Linked DNA regions of Homo sapiens: region 2 is linked to region 1. The links are chromatin loops, found by intact Hi-C in ENCODE. Cell type or tissue: MCF 10A. All regions are shown on one strand.

Region 1 (4,000 bases):
TGTAAGGGCCAGAAGGCAGCTTCTGGCCTAGGGGGTGGGAGGGACAGGCCAGCACCAAGAACTGGGGGCCAGCAGGCAGGCCCATGCCCCAGTCCAGGAGCACCATCCTGGCCTTCCACCAGCAGCGTACCAGTGGCCGGCTTGGTGCCAGTCCTCAGGGTGGAGGGCAGAAACTTGGAAGCCAAGGGGGCGCTCTGGCCTCTGCTGACGGTGAGGGGGTCCCCACTTATGTGGCAGGTACTAGATGGTGCCTCGCTCGTGCCCAAGGGTTCATCCAAAGTCAAGAGGCGAGTCCGCATTCCCAACAAGCCCAACTACAGCCTTAACCTCTGGAGCATCATGAAGAACTGCATCGGCCGGGAGCTCTCCAGGATCCCCATGCCGGTGGGTGGCTCGGGCAGGGCAGCCCCGACAGGTCCTCTGGGGCTGCTTTCCTGTGCGTGGATGAGCAGTAATGGCCTGTGTGAAGTACACACAGCCTTGGAGTGTCATTTTCTTAACGGCACCTGAGGAGCATGTAACTAATTATCTAATCGTGCACATAGGCATTGCCCAATCTTCCAAAGTACAGGGATCTTTGGGCTCTGACAGGAGGAGCCAGGGAGAAGCTCTGCATGGATCAGCAACCTGGGGAGCCCCAGAGCACCTCTGGATCTCACAGGACCTTACCATGTCCCAGCTGTCCCGATCTGTAGATGGGGAGTGGCAGGATGGGGCTGTGTGTGGAGGGGTGGGCCCTCCTTCAGCTGGCAGCCATCCCTGGTGCCATCCCCAGGAAATGCAGGCTCAGAGCTTGGATCCTCATGCCACCTGGCTACAGTGGCATCTCCACTAGGCCAGACGGTTCTGCTGTGTGACCCAGAACAAGTTCCTTCACATCTCCAGCCTCTGTGTCCACATGTGTAGGGTGGGGAGAAACACAGCGTCCTCTTCAGTGTCTGGGAGGATGGAGCAAGATAACACGAGGAAGCTGAGACTCGTACCCGATGGCATCATGGTGGGGAGAGTGACCCTGCCCTATGTGACACCGAGATAGGGGCCTTGGGCCTAACCCATCCTGTGCCGGGCCCCATCACAGCTCGCAACATGGGGAAGACCCACTTCCTCCACCCACAGACTCATGTGCCCATTCAGTCACTGCTTCCTAAGATTCTGCACTCAAGATACAGCAGTGGGCCAGGCAGAACCCCTGGCCTTGGTGGGTGTCCATCCGAGCAGAGGAGAGCAACAGTGAACATGATAAAAGTGTGTAGGATGCAGCAGACCAGAAAGTGGGAAGGGCTGTGGAGAAAACAGCCAGGAGGGGCCAGGGAGGTGATGGCTTGGGGGCCACACTGTTGGACAGGGCCATCTGAGGAGCCTCACTGTGAAGGTGCTGTCTGAGCAGGGATGTCCCTGAACATCCGAGAAAAGCAAGGGCACCATGCCAAGCCGGGGCTGGTGCCCAGCCTGACCACCCACCTGTCCACCCACAGGTGAACTTCAATGAGCCCCTGTCCATGCTCCAGCGGCTGACAGAGGACCTGGAGTACCACCACCTGCTGGACAAGGCAGTGCACTGCACCAGCTCAGTGGAGCAGATGTGCCTGGTGGCCGCCTTCTCTGTGTCCTCCTACTCCACCACAGTGCACCGCATCGCCAAGCCCTTCAACCCCATGCTGGGGGAGACCTTCGAGCTGGACCGCCTCGACGACATGGGCCTGCGCTCCCTCTGTGAGCAGGTGAGGGGGCTAGGCTGGCACTGGGTGGCGCCCACCCACACTCTGGCCAAGCTGTTCCTGCCAGGCCCAAGGTGACAAATGGGAGGCAGCGTCTGTCTGACCCTGACTGCCCATACCCAAGGGGCCATCAAGCTGAGGTCCAGCCAGGGAGCAGGGCCTTCCATGGCAGGGGCAGGCACACGGCCTCCTGGAGATGGCGAGGGGCATGAGAACTCAGCTTGGTGAGGACAAGGTCAGGCCTGGTTGCAGGGAGCGGGAGGATAAGCTCCAGTCCAGGGTGTTGTGGAGCAGAGGTGGAGGGGCATCTGTGGGCACTGCTGGGGAGGAGCATGGGGTCACTACCGAGCTGAAGGCGGCTGGCAGGAGGAGCCTGGGTGCGGTGGGATGGACTCTGCCCCAGCCAGTGACAGCAGCCTGTCCCCACCACCCCTTCCCCACAGAGATATGCCAAGACCCAGGCCCAGGAGCCTCAGCAGTGGCAGCCCCATGCTGAACCTGGGCGTCCTGGTTGGAAACGAGGTGATTCTGTTGGTGCTGGCGTTGCCCTGGCTCCTGGCATGAGTGTGGGATGCTGGCCATTCACAGACCCTGCTGCTAGTTGAAGAGGCTGCAGCTGCTGCAAGGCCCCGTTAGGAGGTGGCTGCAGTGACACACGCAGGGGTGTGGTGGCCAGACCTGGGGGAAGGGGGAGGCCAGAACACAGGCAGCTTTTGAAGGATGAGCCAGCTGGTTTGCCGACGCTTTGGATACGGGGGTGGGGGGCAGTCAGGGTGATCTTGGGTCCTTGGCCTGAACCCTGGAGTGAATGTATTTCTCCACTTAGCAGACATTAGGTGCCCTCGACATGCCAGGTGCTGCTCAGACATGGAGGTTTCAGCTGGGAAGTGAACAGACACGGCTCTGGTTCTCATGGGGCTGGGAAAGCAAGGCAGATACTGTGGCTGCTTCCAGCTCTTTTAGAAAGGGGGTGGTCAGGGAGCAGCTTTGCTGATGCAGAAAGAGTGAGGGGAGGAAAGGAAAGGAGGGTGAAGAAGCAGCAGCTGGAGGGCGGTGCACCCCGGGTGGGGCCTGCCTCCTGACCTGCCAGAGGAACCCTCCACTGCGATGGAGGGAGTGGCCCACAGGGAAGCCTGGGGAGATGGAGGTGGGAGTGGAGGGGGCAGATGCTGGATGCGATTTGAAGGAAGGGCAGGAAGGGTTTGCTTAGGGTTAGAGGAGGAGCATGAGGAGGGCCAGAGAGGCTGCAGAGCGTTTGGTGTGAGCAGCTGGAAGGGCAGGATGCTGAGGTATAGGCGAGGAGGAGGCAGAGCTTCCTATGGGCTCCTTGGGGAGGGATCAGCTGAGCTCAGGGCCAGCTAACCCATCTCCTGGGGCATAGGAAGCAAGTGGGCACCTCTTACAGAGACAGGAAGTGAGGCGAGGCACACTGCGGGCAGCGGGATCCCGGCTCTGCCTGTCTGAGGGGAGATGAGATGTCCAAGGGCAGCTGGAGGCCAGGGGCAGGGCTAGGCTAGGGCTGCTGTCCTGGGGAGTGGGTAGACTTAGGAGAGGGAAGCCTGGGCCCCACAGCCAGAGCAGCATGGAATAAGGAAGAACAGACAAGGGAGGCTTGGTGGAACTGCCAGCAAGGCAGGGGAGGGCCGGGCCCGGGGCAGTGCATCGATGTGGATGCCTGCTCTGGAGCCAGGCTGGCCAGAGGCAGGGCCCGACTGCCCCTTGGCTAAAATCACTCTGCCAGTCTGGGCCCCCTTGGTATAACATGGCACAGCAGACACACCTGGTGTGTGGGGAGGATTAGATGAGAAGTGGACATGGAACCTTCGGCATAGTGTGACACCCTTTATCAGCCCTCAGTGCACCTGTCACAGACATGTCTTTGAGCATGAGGTCCACCATCACCCCTATTTCACAGCCCAGGAGCCAGGCACTGAGAGGCTCAGGACAGCACCCGGATGCTTTTCTGCTCAAGGCAGTGCCTTCCTGGGGGCCTGCCTTGGGTCCATGGCCACCTGAGGAACAGCCAGGACTGCTCCTATGGCCACAGAGCTGTGCCTGCTGAGGCAGGGCAAGCTGTCCCTCCCTGGCTGGGGCAAGTGGAACCTGGGCTCATGTCTGGCAGATGCTCACATCCTATGGGTCTGGTCTCAGGTGAGCCACCACCCCCCCTCAGCTGCGCACTACGTGTTCTCCAAGCATGGCTGGAGCCTCTGGCAGGAGATCACCATCTCCAGCAAGTTCCGGGGAAAATACATCTCCATCATGCCGCTAGGTGAGCTGGG
Region 2 (4,000 bases), 88 kb before region 1:
CCCAGAAAAGAATGGAGTAACTGAACTGTGATTTAAAATCTTGCTGTGTGGCTTGGGTTGTTTGTGTTGGTTCCAAACCCTGAATCTTTTGGGGTCTTCAATTTGTGGGCATGTCAGTGGAAATTCTAAGCTTTGTTTTAATGGTGTGTGTGTGTCTGTCTGTCTCTGTGTGAGTGTGTTTAGAAATTGGCTTCTCTGGGTTCCTCGCTCGTCTTCTGGAAGGTGGGGTTATAGACATGCTGGTGAATTCTGAATGTTTTATAAATTAGACTATTAACGGAGTTAAATTGAAGAAACCTTCTGTCATAAGACCTTCCAGGAATTCCATTCCAAATGAGGAAATGCATAAAGACTTGTCCACTTGGCAAACATTGGGTGTTTGGGAGGTGATTGTGTACCCTGTCCCCACATTTAATACCTGCAACCATTGCAACAGGAAGCCCATGTAACCTGGTGCTCGTGATTACTGATTTGTTTCTTGTCATTGAGTTTTGACAGTATGTTACTTAATAAAAAAGAGAAGAAAGAAAAATAAGCTCTTGGAAGTAATTTTCAAGTAGAGGTAGTGGTTTTGTTTATTTTTTTAAGGTACCATATGTGGCATGTGCTTCCTTTCTTTGATGTGAAATCTGAAGGAACCCTTGCCTCCTTCCTAGCACACTTCCTAAATGATAAATGCCCACTCCTGTTCCACCTATGCCCTTCATAAATGTTTTGGCTCCATGATCTTTTTGTAGCAGCCGTGGTCAGTGAATGTTTGAGCAGAGTCTTCTATGCCTGCTTGGACAGCAATTATTAACCTCAACTTGAATGCATTCTATTCGATCTTTCTCCTTCAAAGCGGGAGCTCACCAAATGGTAAAAATCAAGGTGTCTTTGGATTTGAATTAATGTGGCATTAAAAAGTTGTGGTTGCTTTAAAAAGAATTAGGCAGGGCTGGGGCGGTGGCTTATACCTGTAATCTCAGTGCTTTGGGGAGGCTGAGACAGCAGAGTCACTTGAGGCCAGGAGTTTGAGAACAGCTTGGACAACACAGCAAGACCCCATTTCAACAACAACAAAAAAAAATCCTAGCTAGATATGGTGGTGCACACTTGTGGACCTAGCTATTTAGGAGGTTGAGGTAGGAGGATCACTTGAGCCCAGGAGTTCCAGGCTGCAGTGAGCTATGATCATGTCACTGAACTCCAGCCTGGGCAACAGAGCAAGACCCTGTCTGTACATAAATAGAATGAATGAATGAATGAATGACAGGAGTTTCCTATTTAGTTCCGTGAAGGTAGGGTATCCTCATCTTGGACTCCAGAAAGGCGTGAGGGAGGCCATGAAGTAGGCAGAGCCTGGAACCAGAAGGAGCCCCACCCCACCCTCATGTTTCAGAGGAGAAACTGAGGCTCAGGTGGCCTGGGTCATGTTGCTGGTCTGTGGCAGAAGCCAAGTCAGAATCAATGACCCCCCAGGGACTTTCCTGGCTGGGGAGGAGGAGGCGTGGGAGGGATTTGAATAGAATGTGGAAGCGGTTCTGCGAGATGTCATCAGGCTCTAGCAGTCCCGTCTGTTGGTTGGTGCTGGGAGAGGGAATTGGATTCCAAGTGGGGATGGGACCGCATCTCCCCTAGTTCCCGAGATAGACTCGCCTGTAACTGGATCACTCCTTGCAACCTCGGGTAGCGTGTGACTGGAGAAATGAGGGCTGGAGCCGTGGACCATCCGAGGGCCCCTCCCCTGCTGGGTCCAGGCAAAGGGCCGGCCCTCTCCAGCCTCGATTGGGGCGCGATAGCGCCCTTAGTGTCGTGTCGGGTTCCAGGCCACGCTCGGGCATTTTAAGAGGCTGAGGTGCGCCTTCCGCTGCCCGCCTGCGTCCCGCCACGGAGAGCTCGCCTTTATCTAGCCCTCTGGGCGAGAGAAGAAGGCTAATCCCAGCCTGGGACAAGGCTGGCTGAGGCGTGCCGGATCCTCCGGGGACCGATCGGTGGCCTCGCGCGGCTCTCATCGCTCTCCGAGCAGTGCTCCAGGGGGCGGAGGGAGCCTCCTCGGGCGGTGGGGAGGAGGCTGGAGGAATGAGGACGCAGCACGGCGCGCCCTTGCAGCGCTCAGGCTGACGGGCGGGCGGGCGGAGCGGGCGCACGGCTCCTCTAGGTCCGGCTGCTCTCTGAGCTCGCGGGCTGGACGCTGTCCGCGGTGCTGAAGCGGCGCCCGCGGCAGGGAGGCGGACCCGGAGCCGCCGGGCAGCACACACCCAATCCCGGGACCGCCCTCCTCCCAGGCTCGGAGAGGCGGTGGCAGCCGGCACTGCACCCAGATGGACTGAGAGCGCGGCGGCGGGAAGGCGGCGGCGGCGGCGGCAGCAGCAGCAGCTGCAAGAGCCCTCGCAGCCTCGGGGCAGGACCCACGTCCACACCCGAGAGCCCCTCCCTGGGGTGAGTCAGGGCGGGCGGAAGAGGGATGGGGTGGACGGGTCCTGGGGCATGGGATCTCTTGGGCTTTAAAATTTCCCTTCCCCGTTGTAAATTTCTTCCAGCCCAGATCTTGAGCAGCTTTCAGGGCTGAGGGCTCAGAGCTATGCCTCAGCACTTTCCCAGTCCTGGGATAGAGGGCAGGCCCCTCTGCCCTCACAAGCCAGGGGACAAAGGGTTTAGCCAGAAGCCAGACAGTCACAAGGCATGTCCTCCTCTCCACCTTGGGTGCAGCCCACAACAAGGTACCAGGAAAAGCTGTTTGCCCAGGCTGGTGCCACAGGGGGGACAGCTTCCCGTCTCTGGTCTCTGTTCAGAGGCCTGGCCCCGAGCAACCTAGCCACTGGAATTCAGCCCAGACAGAGGCCAGCCATCTTTTAGCAGGGGAAGGCAAGCTTCAGCCTTCACTGGGGCTACAAGCGAGAAGTAGAGCCCTTTCCCTGCCTCCTTCCAGTCTCCGTAGGCACCTGAGCTGCCATGATCAGGGCTTCGGGGCGAGGGTCACTTCAGTGCACCTGGCTGTTATAAGTGAGCTGGACTCAGGCAGAGGAGCTCTGGAGTGGATACTGGGCAGGCACTGCCTGCCAGTGGGGTGTGTGTGTGTGTATGTGTGTGTGTGGTGTTCCCAGCAAGCAAAAGGGATTTTAAACTCCAGTGGTGCCTGTCACAGGAAAAGCCCTTCTCCAGCCAGCCTGTGCCTCTGAGTAAGCAGTTCAGGGTCACGCTGGGCAACTACCCAGCCAGAGGAGCTCTGGGCTTCCTCAGCCCCTACAGCTGCCCCCCTTCTGCCTTGAGCCATCTACTGAAGGGGGAGATGTGTTTAAACTTGATGGGTCACCTCTGCCTTCGACCCTACCAGCATTCGGTTCCCATCTCCATCACCTGGCAAGGTCAGACAGATAGATGTGTTAACTCCTAGAACTGGATGGGTGGGCTTCTGGGGGGCTTTACTGCCTAGGCAAAAGGGATTTGGTGTGTTGGGGAGGAGAGGGAGTGGAGAGGGGAGGTGGAATTAGTGGGACCATCCTCCAGAGCCCTGGAGATGTCTAGTTGTGCTAGATTCCAAGCCATGTGAGATGCCTGTTCTAACCCAATGGATGTAAATGAAGCTTCTGAATCTCGACAGGTTCATTGCTGGAGGACTGAGATCTGTGTTTTGTTCCGTCTATCTAGCTTAAGCTGTGCGCATCAGAAATGACTCTGGTGGGCAGCTTCCTTGGATCATTGGATGCCTGATGGTGCCGATGAAATGAAAGAGGAGGGGGGAAGATATGTGAGATGATGTGCTGGTTTTAGGGTCAGTATGAGCTGCAGTGGTGCTGCAGTGCTGATGGAAATGCATGCCAAGAATGTGTTAGCATTACTTGCATAAAGCAGACCACTTGGTACCCAGGTACCATTTGTTTCGCACCAGTGTTCTGTAGAGAGGGAAGGTCGTAAGGGAAAAGTATAATAACTGCGCATCTGACATATACTTGATTTACATTATTCTTGACCACTTTTTTCCACCCAAAAGTATTTTTTAACTACCGTATAAACACTT

What was found. Peaks named below come from ENCODE experiments on the same cell type or tissue, not always from the same donor. Only the 100,000 strongest peaks of a DNase experiment are listed, where the experiment ranks them.
Region 2: it touches region 1 in a loop (2.9-fold over the local background); 9 of 110 quality-filtered maps call a loop at or near these places.

What each region holds. Positions count from the first base shown.
Region 1 is chr22:30,889,253-30,893,252 of GRCh38, forward strand. OSBP2 (oxysterol binding protein 2) reads left to right here. Exons shown (of 14, transcript NM_030758.4): 7 at 238-384; 8 at 1,476-1,721; 9 at 3,870-3,990. It overlaps LOC107985544 (a long non-coding RNA gene), which reads right to left. Exons shown (of 3, transcript NR_146603.1): 3 at 1-938. Among named protein-coding and RNA genes, the nearest start is that of MORC2-AS1, 31 kb to the right of the region's middle. RefSeq lists an enhancer at 3,738-4,000. In MCF 10A, a CTCF peak has its summit at 1,538 (motif pointing left); a DNase peak (open chromatin) is centred at 1,539.
Region 2 is chr22:30,800,757-30,804,756 of GRCh38, forward strand. All of the region lies in intron 2 of OSBP2 (oxysterol binding protein 2), which reads left to right. Among named protein-coding and RNA genes, the nearest start is that of MIR3200, 71 kb to the left of the region's middle. RefSeq lists a silencer at 2,089-2,188. In MCF 10A, no CTCF peak of the experiment used is centred here; a DNase peak (open chromatin) is centred at 2,245.